Linked DNA regions of Mus musculus: region 2 is linked to region 1. Evidence: chromatin loops called from intact Hi-C (ENCODE). Cell type or tissue: left cerebral cortex. All regions are shown on one strand.

Region 1 (8,000 bases):
AACAGCCTGGGGACAGCCACAAAAAAGGGGAAACATCTTATCTCAAATGTGCCACCTGCACTGGGCAGCCCTAGTTCATCATGTTTAAACATCCATGACATAGGAATGTAGACCACTGACCTCCTGTGACCCCCTAACATCCACCAATGAACTGTTAGATGACCTAATCCTTCTAGAGAGTTCCCCTGGTTCCCTATAAGAAGGCTTGCATGCCTTTGTCTGGGGTCACCATTTTGGAAAATGGCTGATCCCCACAGGCTGGATGTGTTGTCTTGGCACATTATCTGAATCCGGGATCTTCCTTCAGTGATTTTTCCCACCCTTACACTCTGCCCCATGAAGGACCGAGTCTCCAGGAGACAAAATCATCCTGTTTTCTGTTAAGTTGTTTCCTATCAGGGATTTTGTCAGAATAATAATTATATCTACCCTCCCAGGCTAGAACCTAGCTGTCCAGGGGCGGAAAACTGCCCACTGTCTCCTCTGCATGCAGTGAAACTTTTCTAGTGTGGCAGGTGGCTCATACTCTTCTCTCCTTCTCTCTTCTGGACACCGTATGCTGATGATCCTTGGAGAGTCCCGACTTCTACATTTGGGTCACGTGCTGTGGGTTGGAGACAGCAGCCCAGTTGGGCTCTGCACTAGAGCGGAGCCCCAACCAGAAAGGCTTTCATCGTAGCCTGTAGCTACACCTTCTTCTTCTAAGGCCTCCCAGAGCATCCCAAGGAACAGCCCTGACCCTGAGTAAATCCCACCCCCTTGTCTCCTGTATTTGAGGGGCATACATGAATTGGGGGGGTCCAATCATGTGAACCACACTTGAGAGCCACAGTAAAGCAATACCACAAAGAGGTCTTGGGTTGGCAGCTCTGGCAAGGGCCCTCCCCAGTAAGGAAGGAGAGAGCACAGCTAGCTGTCAGGCTGAGAAAAGCCAGCTGGGTCCTGGATGCCACCTGACCATGGGACTTTGCCATCTGGCTGGTGTGTTCTCTTTGCTTTCAGACTCTCCAGGTTGGCTCTGTAGACCTTGTGACCAAGGGGTCAGGGAGCAGTGCCTATGCCTGACTGGGGGTCAGGGAGTGATGCCTAAGGGGGCAGCCATGATTTGGGCTGAGCCCCACCTGATGGGCATAAACCCATGTGCACAGGAAGGGCTGCCAGGCTGCCCGAGAAGTCTGGTCCCCTCCCTCTGCAGGGGGGGGCCTCTATCCCCTCCCCTTGGGGGGTTCTGACTGCTCGCCCCCACCCCTCTCTCCATATTCTGTTTCCACATTCCTCATCTTGAACGATGGCAGGCTGAAACACTTAATTTTCCTCCTCCAGCCCAATTAATATGAAAGTGTGCTGAGCTGACGAGACAGTGAGAAGCAGGTCGTTTATATCAATTAGCGAAGCCAGCGCTGAACAGCCTCCAGGGACCCACAGCAGCGGGAAGGGGAGCCGAGGAACTGAGGCCCTGAGGGAAAAGCAGCAAGGAGCTGGGGTGCCAGCATTCGGGCTCTCCTCTGCTTCTCATTAAGTCTGTCTCTCTGTCTCTTCCTTCTTTCTCTCCTCTCCTTCCCCTCCCTCGTCCTTTCTTCCTCCCTCCCTCCCTGCCTCCTCCATTCCCTCTCTCTTGTCTCTTACTCTCCCTCCAACGTTCCTCGCTTCCTTCCTTCTTCCCTCTCTTCCTTATTAGGCTAAACCCATGGGTGATTGGTTTTTTTTTTTCCTCTGTGTCTTTCACTGGCATACCTGGAGATGCAGCTCGGTGTGCAGCACTCTGTAAATATTCATGGGGCAGGCGATACCCTGTGCCCTTTGGGTCCTGGTGAGCTGTAGAGGACCTTGTCGGGGTCAGGGTTAGAGGAACCTGGGGCAAAGCTGCAGAAATGCAGGTCACAGTAGGGAGCAGGTTTACCCCACTGGCAGGGAGCACTTGCAAAGTTCATTCCAGTGGCTAAGCCACGGGGACTGGAATTTTAAAGCAGCACGTGAAGATGCCTTGCTGCCCTGCGCCTGACATCTAATCAATGGGCTCTAATCTGAGAGCAGGTGCTCATCATCTCAAGTATTGATGGACTGCAGCACAGAGTCTCTGCCTGGGGCCCCGAGGGCAGAGGTGGACAGCTGTATAACCAAACCGCAAAGCAGGCTGATGAATTAATGAGTCCTGAATCAGGCAGGTGAGTGTGGGATTCTGTGGTGCGTTTAATGAGAATAGACCCCGGGGCCCCTAGACTCATAGGTTTAAATGCTCGATTCCCAGTGGGTAGAACTGTTTGGGAAGGATCAGGAGGTGTGGCCTTGTTGGAAGTGGTACGTCCCTGAACTTGGGTTCTGAGGTTTCGAAAGCCCACTCTGTTCCAGTCAGCCTTCTCTCTGCCTCCTGCTTGTAGAACGAATGTCAGCTGCTACTCTAACGCCATGCCTGCCTGCCTGCCTGCCTGCACCTTCCATGGCAGCATGGACTCTAGACCTCTGAATCTGTAAGCTCCCAATAAACTCTTCCGTCTGTAAGAGGCCTCATTTGTGGTGTCTCTGTAACTCATATGGACCCCGGAATTCTCAGACTCCCCACAGGGTCAAGTCCCATTATTCCCATTATGCTGACAGATAATGGACCTGGAGAGCAGAGAGGTTTCTAAGTTTTCCCAAGGCCACATAGCTGACTCAGAACTTGAGTGACCCCAAGCCAAGATGACTAACCTCACCCCAGTGTGCCCAGGACCACCCCAGTCTACAAGGAAACCCCCACTGTAGAAAGCTACAGGGGCTGTAGGTCACATGGTCTGGGATGTGCACTGGAAACTGTCCTGGGGACCTGTGACACTTTTAGACCCATAAGAATATTGCAATTGTTTTGAAAACCCGAAGGAAAATGGATGGGAAATGGCCCAGATGTGTGGAGCCCCTGAAAATGCTATAGCCGACAGGGAAACAGTCTGCCCGAGGCAAGCAGGAAATCCGTTTCAGCAAGACTTAGCAGGTGTTGGTTCAGACTTCTAGTGTCTGACCCTGAGTAGTGTATGTTAAAGATACTTGAGTGCAGTACAATTTTGGAGGGAAAAATCCCTGGTAGCAATGATCTCAGTCCTGTGTCCACAATAAAGCTTAGGGCGTGACTGCATCGAAACTCCTTTGCCAAGCACATGTGACCTCTACCATAAAGATGGATTCTATAGCTTAAGGAACTAGGATCTGGTGTGATCCTGATCATGCAGATAGTATAGAGGCCAGCACACTGCAAAGTACCTGTGACATTACCTCTGAAGATGGGTTCTACTGACTGAGAAACAAAGCTAAGATAAAGGTCTGGGGAGGGAGAGTCCAGGGGATTCAGGTGTGGCCTGGTCCTTCAGATAACACAGATCACCAGGCTATTATCCACCCTGAGCTTTCAGGGGGTGGGAGGAAACAGGTATACGCATCCCCTTTGTCGGATAGACAAGTTGCATGTTTAATGTCCCTGGTTTCCCTGTACTTATCTGTGAGCCCAGAGACCTCGGGTCCTTCACATGGAAAGGACTGTTCCCCCAATGCAGTTCCAGGAGCAAGAGGAAACAGACAGAGTGGGACTAGGCATCAGCCTGAGACAGGGGGATTTCAGGGTTTGAGGGTCAGATCTTAGATCTGTGCATCTGGGCAGATGACGGCAGGACACGGTGGTCTCAGCCCTGACCCACGACTTGTCTCTGCATCTTGAATCTTGTCTGGGTTGCAAGAGAGCATCAGTGAGCTGCTTAGCAAAGCACTCTGTATACAGTAAGTGTGAAATCAATGGGGTCCTGGTCTTAGATTTAAGAAACATATGAGCAGAATGTAATAACAACACTATGGCAAGAAGTGAGACCATGAACACGGGGGACCTGCCCACAAGATCCAGGGAGCAGAGGGAGCAGGAGACAGAGCCAGGGACACCCAACTTTAAGGCCAATGGGAAAGGAAACAGCAGAATCCAGGCAGGAGGGCCTTGACAACCAGGGGGTGAAGGGCAAGGTGAAGCTGGAGGTCAGCACCAGGCTCAGAGCCCTGGAGAACATCGCGAACATGTAGGGTAGGGGAGTGGGTGGTGTCATGGGAATGGATACAGATGTCTGTGCTTTCCTGAGAGTCTACAGGCTCCTTTCCTAGCCAGGATTTCCATTGCTGCGAAGAGTCACTGCGATCACGAGATACTGTGATCCCAGCAACTCTTATAAAGGAAAGCCTTTAACTGGGGCTGGCTTATAGTTCAGAGGTTCACAGTACTGGATAAGGAGCTGAGAGTTCTACATCCGGATGGAAGGGAGGATGACGCTGGACCCGGCTTGAGCATCTGAGACCTCAGAGCCCATCCCCATGTGACACACTCCCTCCAAAAGGCCACACCTCCAACAGTGCACTTCATTCACCTGACCAGTTCTTACTGGGCTTTTTCTATAGGTGAGTATCAAGCCCACCCATGCAGGCAGCCTCGATGCAGCGCCCCCTAGAGGTTACCCATCCCCATGTCTGTGTCTCAGCCCCATCTGACTAGACTACTTGAATTGGCAGAGGTGTGGCTAGAACCTCTACATCGGGTTTGCTCACTGCTGGATAGCAGGCTAGGGTTAATGGGGGAGATAGCTGCTCAGTAACTTCCTGTATTGGATTAAGTCAGTTTGAATCAGTCTTGCATCCTCTGAAACACGATTTGATACAAAGCCTCCAATGTTCTAAAATAAATGGCAGTTTCCACACACCTTCATGGACAGATGGCTTCCCAGACAGGCAACACAGCTAAATGTGAGATCACAGCACAGAGCAGCCTCCTCTTCCTGTCCCCTCCCTCCAGTCCCAGGCTGAGCTACAAGTTAGTGCAACCTGAGATGCTGTTTTTGAAATTGTCCTTAGCTCATTAGTGTCATACACCTTCCTGTCAGCTCCAGACCACAGTCTGGGACACCCCACCACCACCATCCACCCCCTCCTCCCACTTTCCCTACCCACTCTCTCCCTTTGATCCCACTCCCCACACTCCCACACCCCTCCACCACCACTGCCCTGCCCCACCAAATATGCAAAACAGATTCCTAAATCCTGAGACCAACAGAGTTGGACCTAAGAGCCTCCCACAGTGTGTATGTTAGTTTTATTTCAGATTTATGGGCCAGGCAGGCCATCCCTAACGTCCGATGCGTACGTCTTTTACTGCGTTGGACAGCGGACCCTCATCACCATGCAGCCTGAGATTTACTGCCATCTTAAGAGCGTCCGAGTTTAATTTCATTACTTTTAAATATTTACAGAGCTTTAAAATTCTATCTTGGCTTTTATGGCGAGCAGTGGCATTGTATGTTCTGTCTGTGACTGTCTGACACCAAGTCCTTGGGAAGGGGCTGGGGCGGGGGGGGGGGGGTAAGGGGACCAAAAGGCAGCCCCACCCCTTGGGGGATCTGAGCAGCATGCTGCTGGCCATGGAGAGGCTGTGTCTGAGGGAATCCCAGTGACCCAGAGAAACCAGATGGTATAGGACCTAGAGGACAAGCCAGGCCTCCAGGACAAAGACAGGTGGAGCCTTCCAGGGAAGCCCCGTGACATCACTTCCTGGAAGTCAGGGCTCTGCTTCCAAGAGGCAATGAAGAGGTGAGGGCAGAGGCTCAGAGAACAAGGGAAGGGCAAAGATGGAGAGGAGAAGATGGAGCCTCGGAGACGAAGGCCTCTGCAGGGTGGGTGGGAGAGAAAGGGGTGGGAGGGAGGAGGACGCCTCTAGACAAGCAGCAGTTTCTGAATCCGCAGAGCTGGCTCCCCCCTGGAGCCTGTGCTGTTGCAGTAAGCCCAATTCCTGCAAGGACGTGGTGCCTGCATATTCAGACATGTGGGGGCAGACAGTGTGAGGCCATGCTGCAGGCTGATCGTTTATTCCCTCGTCAGTATCCACTGGACACTCTTCAGCACTGTGTCTCAGCCTTGGAGTTCAGCAGAGGCTGAGCAAGCCGAGCACTGTGCAGTGGGATCATGGCTTTATGGCCTTGATGAAGGAAGCCAACCACATGATGCTGGGGACTCAGCAGGGAAAGCAGGGCGCCACACAGACAGGAGGGTGTGCAGGGCACTGAGAGGGCTCCCCCAGAGCACATGCACTTGTGGTCTCAGGAGGTGACAGACAGTATGGACAGTTAAGTGAAGAGGGGACGTCATCTATTAAGTTACAGGGAAGCTGTGGGGATGCCGCATCCCGGCTGGGGTGAAATTTGATGCTGTGCTGCTTTGGGGTTCCCACAACCCCATAACCTCTCATCTATACTAATAAAAGCCCAACAAACTTGCTGGTTCACAAGTTGGAGTTTGGCTCAAGCATTACTATAGTTGGCTCTCTGGCATGAACGGACATTTGTTTTTGTCTCCCAGGAAAAGCTCGCATGACTGGAGAACAGGAAAGCCAGAGCATGGTCAGCTCCAGGGGACCCCGAAAATAAGCTGGCACCCCAACAACCATGCCTGTGACCCCCCTTTCAAGGGCCTTCACTGGGTGCACAAAGCCAGAAGCAAGGAGCCCATGGCATGGGTCACCCAGACAACACCGACAGTCCCAGAAGAAGGTAGGTCCAGAGGACCAAGAAAAACATGTGGCTCAAGCTACAGCCAAGGCCAGGGTTATGGCTTCACCTAAGAGATAGGGTGACAGTGGATAGAAAGGTGACAAGGCCTAACTCTTGTGTTCAGAGTTCTCCTCAGCTATGGGGACAATGGACAGAGCCATGAAAATGCCTGCAGTGGCTCAAGAAGAGGTGACAGTGGCTATGGCTTTGGTGGCAGGAGATGTGCAGGACACCGAGCCTGGAATCAAACCTCAGGCGCCACTTCAGGCTATCCAGGTGACATAAAGAACAAGGGAGACTCCTATGTCTGCCTGAAGCCGGTGCTAAGCCAGAGCAGCTATGTGCCTGTGTGTGGAGCAGTAAGGATTCCAGGTGGCTGGGCTTCTTGCTGTAAGCCAATAAGGAGAGGACTGCATTCCGGGCTCAGGAGACTCCAACGGGAGCAATAGACCATCTGACAAAAACCTCAGCACCAGGCATGAGAAGCCTTCTCTTGTGTTGTTGGTCAGGGTTATCCAAGAGCCTTCCAAAATGTTATAGGCTATCGCTATTGTCCTTGGTTGCCTCCCAGAGGAGGAAGGTAAGTCCCCATTGCTGAAGATAGCATATACTTCAGACTCTACCTGAGGTGTGTTATATTGCCTTAGTTAGATCACAGGATCAATTTCCTTTCTCCTGATTACAACCTGAGATTTCTGAGATGCTTCCATTATGCTAATGAGGCATCTCGGTACCCTAATCCCCCAGCCAATGACCTTTGCCCACCCTGGATGTCCCTACCCTCAGTTCCCCAAAACTTTATAAGCCTTGAATCACCCAAAGTAAAGTTGATCTGCCTCCTGATAGGTGGTCCCAGTGTGGTCATTCACCATTCGGACTCACAGAGCTTCCAACCCGTTTGTCCCCTCTGCTCCCACTGCCCTCGTGAACCATATAGGCCGATGACCACGAGAGCGGGGAGGACCACAGAAACCTAGGCAAGTCCGCAGGGCTAGTGATGTCATGGACCTTGGAGAACCTACAACCACCACTTCCCTCAGCCAGCATTACTGACGTTCTCCGACCTGTGCACATCTATGTTTGTGAGACCTGAGCTGTGAGGACCTGAAAGAACGGGGCAGACCACAGCCTAACGCTTTAGACAAGCTTACTTCAGAGTCAGTGGACTTCTATACACGAATGTAACAAAGAAAGCAGTGGCCCAGGGGAGGCTGTTGGAGTTCAGAAGAACATGATGAGACAAACATGTAAAGAAGCGTCAGTAAGCACATACCAAATATTGACAGAGCAGCGCTTTCCCAGCACTTTCTCAGGACAGAGCCATTGAAACACAATCGCCTGGCACATACTGGAGAGTATATCTGGGGAAAACATGAAAGCACAGCAGAAGGCCAGATCCAGATTCAGGGCACACTGACCGGATTGGGTTCTACAGCTATGATCCGACATCCAACAAGA
Region 2 (8,000 bases), 73 kb before region 1:
CAAGATGCAGGCAGCTTCTCGAATGCCCTCTCTTTGACCTCACTAGGAAGAAAGAGGATATTGCTTAGAATACTCAGGGTTGCCAAGAGCAACACAAAAGTCAAGCTGAGCTAAACAGTGAAGGGGGTGCATCGGCTTTCGTATCTGGGTAGGAGGACTTCAGGCGTGTTCAGGAAGCAGTGTACTTTATACTCCTTTGTTGTCCTTCTGTCCCGACACTAGACCCTCACACTCGTGTTGACTTTCCTTGTGGTCTGATGATGGTCACTGCTGTCCCAGAATGTTGTCTGTAACCCTCACTCTCCTAAAGAGAGGAGGCATGTCTGCTCCCCAACTGTATTAGTGAAGGTTCTCTAAAGCAACAGAGCTTACAGAATGAAGAGATAGATAGGTAGACTGACAGATGCATGGAGGGATGCAGGGATGGATGGATGGAGGGATGGAGGGATGGATGGATGGAGGGATGGATGGATGGAGGGATGGAGGGATGGAGGGATGGATGGATGGATGGATGGAGGGAGGGAGGGAGGTAGGGAGGGAGGGAGGGAGGGAGGGATGGATGGATACAGACATGGATACGAATACAGAGTCAGATAAAGGGGGATTTAATCCAGTAGTTCCTCAGTCCACAAGGCTGGATGTCTCCGTTGGTCTTCAGCATGTGCTGAAATCCCAAAGAAGTAGGCTCTAATGCCAGTGAAGGAATGCACTTGCCAGCAAGGTGAGGGCAAGCAGGCAGAAGAGAGAGCATCCTTCCTCCATGCCATATAGGATTCCAGCAGAAGGTGTGGCCGAGGTTAGAGGTGGGTTTTCCCAGCTCTAATGATCTGGATTAAAAAGTGTGGGTTTTCTCCAACTCAATATCCAGATTAAAGGCGTGTCTCTCTACTGCAAGGATCTGGGTGGTAAGGAGAGCTTCCTACTTCAAATTAAGCAAAAATTCCTCACAAGTGTGGCCTCCACTTGGGGGTTTTAGTTCATTCCAGAGGTGGTCAAGTCGACAACTAATAATAGCCATCCTGCCTACCAAGTGTTTCCTGTGACCAGCACCCTCAGATCCAATGGAGAGTAAGAAGTAAGCTACAGTCCACCTTGATGGCCCACACCATTGCAGCCTCCTCCCCTGACCCAAGAAGGATGCACTGAGACCTGAGTCTCACCCCCACAGGGGAGACTGAGTCACACTGGAGAGATTCGGAGTTTTGGGCACCTGCAAAGGGCAGACGTGCCTGAGCATCCAGCAAGTCATGCATCACCTGGAAAAGGTGGCATCCTACGGGAATGGGCTAGGCACTGCCCCCAAGGACAGGACCCTCGGGAAAAAGCCAGCTCTGCCTCTTACTTTCTGGAAATGAACACATTCTATGCTTCTGTTTCCCTGAGCTATATAAATAACAAACACATAATGCCAGACCCTCTGCCTGCCTTTCTGTCTCTCTCCCAGAGATCAAGCCACACACCCCATTGGGCTCTCTCTCTCTCTCTCTCTCTCTCTCTCATTCTCTCTCTCTCTGATAAGAAAGCCTGCCATGCTGTGGCCTTGCGGCTCTCTCCTTCCCCTTGGCAGCTACAGGATAAGTTTGTGGTTCTGCCTAGCACCTACCTCCATGATCCTTGGCATACAGGCTGAGCCATGCTCAGTCACACAATATGGAACCCACCCACTGAAAGCCTATAAGACCCTGAACGCCACACTGTCCTACGGAACTGAAGGCTGTGCTCTCTCTTTGGAACCCCATCACAGCGCCACCTCTGTAACCAGCAGCCATCAAGCACATGAGTTTCTGAACACAACCAAGATCTGTGGAGCAAGCATTCCTACCGCAGGCCTCCCTGGCAAGGAGGAAGAACTCTGAGCATGTTCCCTGGCAGTGCAAACACAGCTTAAGCAAGAGCTGTTACCAACCTCGAGCTTGGACCAGGCGAGACATCGAATGGTGCCTGATTGGATGTGCTAGGACTGGCCTCTTTTGGACGCTATGTAATGAGGTGGCTGTCAGGGATTGGCTGAAAGTCAGCTCAGTGTTACAAAAACCACACTCCCGAGTTAGGCTTCAGTTTATTTACTGCATTAGGCTGTGGGTTGTTGCTTAGCAGCTATGGGGCAAGACATCCAATCCCATCCTGTCCTAGGGATGTTGGCTTGGCAGACAGAGCTACAAAGTCAGAGCCTCATAGCTCAAGTGTGAGGTCTTGTGGCTTCTCTGTTCTACGAAGGACACTCGACATGGGATGGAGTCAACACGGCCACTCTTGAAGCTGGCTCCTATCAGTCTGTGGCAGGGGGGCAATGTCAAAATAAGCAGGAATGAAAAATCAACAGCTTTTTGATGTGGCTATGTTGCTATGGCAATACACAGTGATGATATCGGTACAAAAGAAGAGTGGCCCTCAACCTGACGCTTTTCTTTTTAACCTAGGGGACACTGGTTATTGTCTTTGGACACTCAGGTTGTCTCAGCCAGAGGTGAGTGTTCCCGATATTAATTGAGGGGAAAAAACCGAAAAGGCAGTGAGCATTCAGCAAAGCCTATCTGCTCCTCTACCAGCATGCACCTCTGAAGCATCTCCCATAACAAAGGAAGAAGTGGCAAGGGCAGGATACTGGTGCTTATAGGAAGGCAGGTGAAAAGTATTTCAGCTCAGTTTGGAAGGAGATTTTAATTTGGGTTGAAGAAACAGGGTGGAGTCTTTGTGGTATGTAAGCAGCCTGATTCTCAACCTTCGAGGTTCAGAGGTTTCCTTCCGGTGTGTGATGGCTATTTTGGTTGCCAACTTGACTGTATCTGGAATTCACTAAAAGCCCAAGTTAATGATATTATCTGTGAGAAACTTTTGATTCACTAGATCATTCGAGGTAGGGAGACCCACCTTAAATCCAGATCATTTGATGTCAGAAGACCTATCCTACATCTGGGCCAGGCCTTCTCATGGCAGCCTAAAGGACAAGGAAAAGAGATTTTCCTCTTTGCCTGACTGCCCTAGTTCTCAATTCCTTAGCATTAGAGCCTACTCCTGGATTCCTACATATACTGAAGACCAACTGAGACATCCAGCTTCATAGACCGAACTGGACTCTTAGATTCTCTGTTGGGAAACAGCCATTGTTTGACTAGATGGACCACAGCCTGTAAGCTACTCTAGTAAATCCCATATACATGTGTGTGTAGTGTGTGTGCGTGTCTGTGTGTGTGTGTGTGTGTGCGCATACGCGCATTTGTGTATAACTGATATATATTGTTGTAGCTTGTCAGAAGACCCTCACTCACGCAAAGAGCACAGAGACCACCATCGTTGCAAAACACATGAGGATTTTACTTATCCAACATGTTGGGGAACCCCCTCTCAGCATGCAGGCCGGAGGAGAGACCCAGAACAAAGAAAGAACACACTTTTTATACCTTTGTAAAGGCCAGATATAGGCAGCTGAAGAGTTCCAGAGAGTTGCCAAGAGCAAGAACCGTGAAGGACCACAGCAGGCGACTCTCTGGAAGCTGCAGCCCCAGCTCTGCTAAGCCTTTGAAGTTTGTCATAGTTTCTTGATGTCCATATCTTCTGCCACTCACTGGCAAATGCAGGTTCCTTGACTTCTAATAAACTGGGAAGATTTCTGTTCACCTCCAAAAGATGTATGTGATCACTGAGAATGGTGACAATGACAACGGCAATGCTAAAATGTTGATGGCAATGATGACAATCATAATGTTAATTGTGATGTTGATACTGATAATGTTAATTATGCTGCTGTTGCTGCTGCTGCTGCTGCTGCTGGTGATAATGTTGATGGCGATGGAGACTCCCTGGTGATAAACCCCACAGCACAGTCACTGGCAGAGGGCACAGCTGGACGATCTCCAGCAAAGGTGCTGTGAACAAGACCAGCTTGCTCCTTTTTTTTTTTTTTGGCTTAATTTGGCAAATAGAAAAAGGAAGACTAGAAAATGGAGAGCAAGCCAAAATGCTAATACCCAATGGGCTTTCTCTATACCAGAGGCCACAGTGGGGTCTAATGACAGAAAAACAAAACTAAACACATAGAAACTCTACCCATGCACCACAGTGAAGCCCCTGAGTCCAAGCCAGAGGCTCCTGGCCTAAACCCAGGGGAGCCGGTGCCCAAGGGAACCGTTGCCAGGGAGAACAAGTGAGATGTGGGAACTGATGAGCTGAGCACTCGTTCTCCGGAAGAGAAAACAGGAAACACTCTCTGGCCCTGCTTAACTAATCTGGAGGCTTTTGTGTGTTGTTTTTGCCTGATTCTACCAAGCAAGCTTTAGTGCTAAAATCCCACCCTTGGAGCCAGTGACTCAGCCTCTCTGGTCAGTGCTCCCTAGTCTGGGGGGAGCTGGCTGTGTAGCAGTCTGCTTAGTGATTGGCAACATTGTGTGCGAGGGTAGGTTTGACAGGCGACAGGCACAACAGGGCTGAAATGAACTGTTAGGTCAGCTGCAGCCTGTGTTGTGACTCTGGTCATGTCTTGGCCAATCAGTTGTCAGCACAGCATCTATGAACATTGTCTCAGGACATGAGATCACTCAGCAGATGCTGGGTGAGAAAAGTTGGAGGAGCAGAGAACTTGGTGACTGCTTAGTCCAGAAGCCGAGGCACCTGCAGGCCCGTTGGAGAGTCCGTGGTGTAAGTCTGTGTTCAAGGGAGAAGGAGGAGGGGGAGGAGGAGCGGGAGGAGGAGGGGGAGGAAGAGGAGGAGGAAGGGGAGGAGGAGGAGGAGGGGGAGGAGGAGGAGGGGGAGGAGGAGGAGGGGGAGGAGGAGGAGGGGGAGGAGGGGGAGGAGGAGGGGGAGGGGGAAGAGGAAGAAGAAGAGAGAAAGAGGAAGGAGAAGAGGAAGAGAAGGAGGAACAAAAGGAAGAGGAGGAGGACAAGAGGAAGAAGGAGAGGGGAAGGAAGAGGAGGAGGAGAAGGAGAGGGAGAAGGAGCCGGTGACAAATGACACAGGAGTCTGATGTCCCCAGGCAGTGAGAGCAGAGGTAGGTGCAATGACCCAGGAAGGACAGGAAATACCCATGTGCTCCGAGCAATTTAGTTCTCCCCAGCGTCCAGTCTATCGGGTGGTGCCTGCCCACACCCGGCATGAGCCATTCCCCTCTGTCACTGTCCCACATGTCAGTTTTCTTGGGAAACTCCTCCCCAGGCACACTCACTCTAAACATTTCTCAGTCAGGTTGGGTTGATCATCAAGCCCACTTTCACAGGTCCCGAAGGCGCTCATTCTTCTCATGTCACCTTCAGATCTGCACGGGCCAGAGTTGACTTTATGCCTACTCCATGTGACCTCAGAGCCTCCAAGACTTGGCTTCTTCATCTGGAACATGGTGGTGGTGACCACAAGGGTCTCTTATGCCCATCAAAGTCTCATGAGACATCCGAGGGAGATCGATTAAACACAGAGGAGCCCCAGTCAGAGCTTCGATGATACCACTTCAGTCATTCCAGGGAGGAGACTCTGCTAACTCTTGGCAGAGAAGAAAACAGCAGGGCACACTAGTGCAGAAGGAACTAAGACAGGTCCATGGGTAGACAGGGTCTGTCTCTCAACAGAGCCAGGAATGTTACCCCTGCAGCCCTGGACCTTACAAATGCCCTCTTCTCCCTCTCCTATCACAGATCACTCAGAGGCTGAGTCCCCAGGACACATGCAGCCTACACACAGACTAACACTAGAAGAGTCATTGTGCATGAAGCAGAGTCTGTAGGAGAGACCTAACCACTCAGCAGGAAAAACACCAAATTTAAAACAGGCAAATAAAACAATCTAGATTTGATAACATGTCAGATGGACACCCGATTCCTGAGGTCTTAAAGCTAGTTTCTAAGGTGTAGCCACCTGATAAATGTTCCTTCCTTGTCTCTCTTGTAAGTGACTGTAGTTGTCCCAAGCCATCTCCCAATTCACATTACACACAGGGCACAGGCATACCCTGGAAGCCCCACATGGTCCTCTGATTATTCCAGTGTCATGAATGAGCTGTGACAGAAACACAGATGGGCATACACCTTTCCATGGTGTCCAAGTTAGATTGAATACCAGTAAATTCAGAAGTTGTGTCAATTTGTTGTCTGCAGTTCACCAAGCCTCCCAACTACACTTGCCAGACCTGGCCTTGCCAGCCTCAGTAACTATACTAACTCTTAGCTCACCCACTGGCATCTACATGCGTTACCCAATGGCTGCAAGGGGCTTAGCAAGGTCACAGAGTTCAGGACACTGCCCTGCAGACAGAGGCAGGGAGCTGAAACAGAACAAAATGTCTTCAGGTATCCCCTGTGAGGCCCTAGCATGGGCTCAGTGCTCTCAGACTCATAGTTGTCAACTGCAGACATAGGCAAGCCATCCCAAGTGTCATTTTGAGGTAGGCTGCATGTCACCAGCATGAAAAACTATACCTGGTCCAGAGCCTGGGGACAGGTGTGAGGTCCTCTCCTGAGACAATTTTCCTGGACTAAGAGTAGCCAAATGATGGGTTGATGTCCTACTATGTCCCAGGATTGGGGTGTTCCAAGTGTTGAGGGCTTATTTACATCTAATGCGACCGAGCTCAGAGGCCTGGTGTTTCTGATATGGTTTCAGTATGCCCATGTGTTTGTGTATTCCTGTTGACTTGGTAAGCTCACAGGTGGTAAAAATTTATCTATGTAAATAAATCATGTGTCATTCGGTACTTCGTGGTTTGTACTGAACAGATGGTAGCTGTTGTTTTTAATTTTTTATATTATGTTTTTATTTATTGATTCAGTGGGGGGGGGGCATGCGTGTAGCAATCAGAGGATAATTTAAGGGATCCCCAGAGTCAGTTCTCTCCCTCAGCACTGAGTCCTGGGGACAAAACTCAGGTCATCAGGATTGGCAGCAAATGCCTTTACCCAAAGAGCCATTTTTCTGGCCCTGATGCCGGTTGCTGGATTATTATTCTGTCCTAGGATTTGCACTCAGAAAGAAGCAACCCGATGCTTTGTAAAATGGATTCACTTGAGGCAGGGCCCAAACTGATCTCCACCAAGGACAATACCAATTTGTCCTGCTCCTACTGAATGATGACAGCACTGTGTCAATATTTCCCATGAGGCACACTCAGAATGCCTGGGTGAGTTTCCTGACCCCCCTCAAATAGCACTCAGGAAGCCCTGGCCTGGCTCTGAAACCCACCCACCTCCACCTCAGTACTCAGCCATTACCTCAGGAACTGGTGGCTAGGATGGTTGCCACCGTTCTCCGCTCGTGAATGAGTGATCCTGTGATCCAGGGGCCTGAGGCCTGCCTCTGATGGCCCAATGAGATCCTGACGCATCAGATCAGTACCATTAAGGAAGCTCCTAGATGGACTGTGATGCTTGGTAAAGGGATCGTTAGCGGCTGGCAAACACCACGTGCTGAGGAAGGGCCTCAGGCTCTGACAAATGATAAATGAGAAAATTAAAGGCTTGGAGAAAATGTAAATATCATCCTTTGTAAGTCTGTCCCTCGGCGGGGAGAGAGAAGATGTTTCCTCGGAGCGCTGAGCCATTTCTTCTATTCTCTCCTCCAGCGGGGAAGACGCTACCGCTGTTTAACACTCACACACTGTGATCTGTCTTTCCCAATCCCAGCAACGCCTCCACACTACATGGAGGAAAAGGATGTCATTTCAACCAACTCCCTCCCATTCGGTGTCTCTCAGCCTTTACTTAAAGATCATCTCTAGGGGTCTCACCAGTTTGGACCCAGACTAGCCAGGGTCAAACCACACTGGGATGCATATTTTAGCCAAGGTCAAGCTGGTCAAAAATTTTCAAAGCAGTCCAAAAGCCTTGTAGGCCACTCTTGTGCAGAGGAGACATGTCCAGGAAGAGAGTGGTTTCAGTGCAGAGGCTGCCTTGGCTGAGTCCTACAGATACCCTGGTTCCAGGAGCAATGGTGCCCAGGCTCTAATTCCCTGTACAGGTGTCTTCAGCACTCTGCACAGCTGCCCCACCCTCACCCTCTCCATAGCAACAGGGCCTAGTCAC

What was found. A loop is a pair of places that touch in the nucleus more often than their neighbours do. Peaks named below come from ENCODE experiments on the same cell type or tissue, not always from the same donor. Only the 100,000 strongest peaks of a DNase experiment are listed, where the experiment ranks them.
Region 2: it touches region 1 in a loop (2.2-fold over the local background); 4 of 42 quality-filtered maps call a loop at or near these places.

What each region holds. Positions count from the first base shown.
Region 1 is chr2:166,540,327-166,548,326 of GRCm38, forward strand. No RefSeq gene overlaps it. Among named protein-coding and RNA genes, the nearest start is that of Gm29679, 20 kb to the right of the region's middle. In left cerebral cortex, a CTCF peak has its summit at 4,444 (motif pointing left); DNase peaks (open chromatin) are centred at 4,718 and 5,819; H3K27ac peaks cover 1,843 bases.
Region 2 is chr2:166,467,256-166,475,255 of GRCm38, forward strand. It overlaps Gm30908 (a long non-coding RNA gene), which reads left to right and starts at 4,208. Exons shown (of 2, transcript XR_375245.2): 1 at 4,208-4,635; 2 at 5,210-6,704. In left cerebral cortex, no CTCF peak of the experiment used is centred here; DNase peaks (open chromatin) are centred at 4,143 and 7,562; H3K27ac peaks cover 907 bases.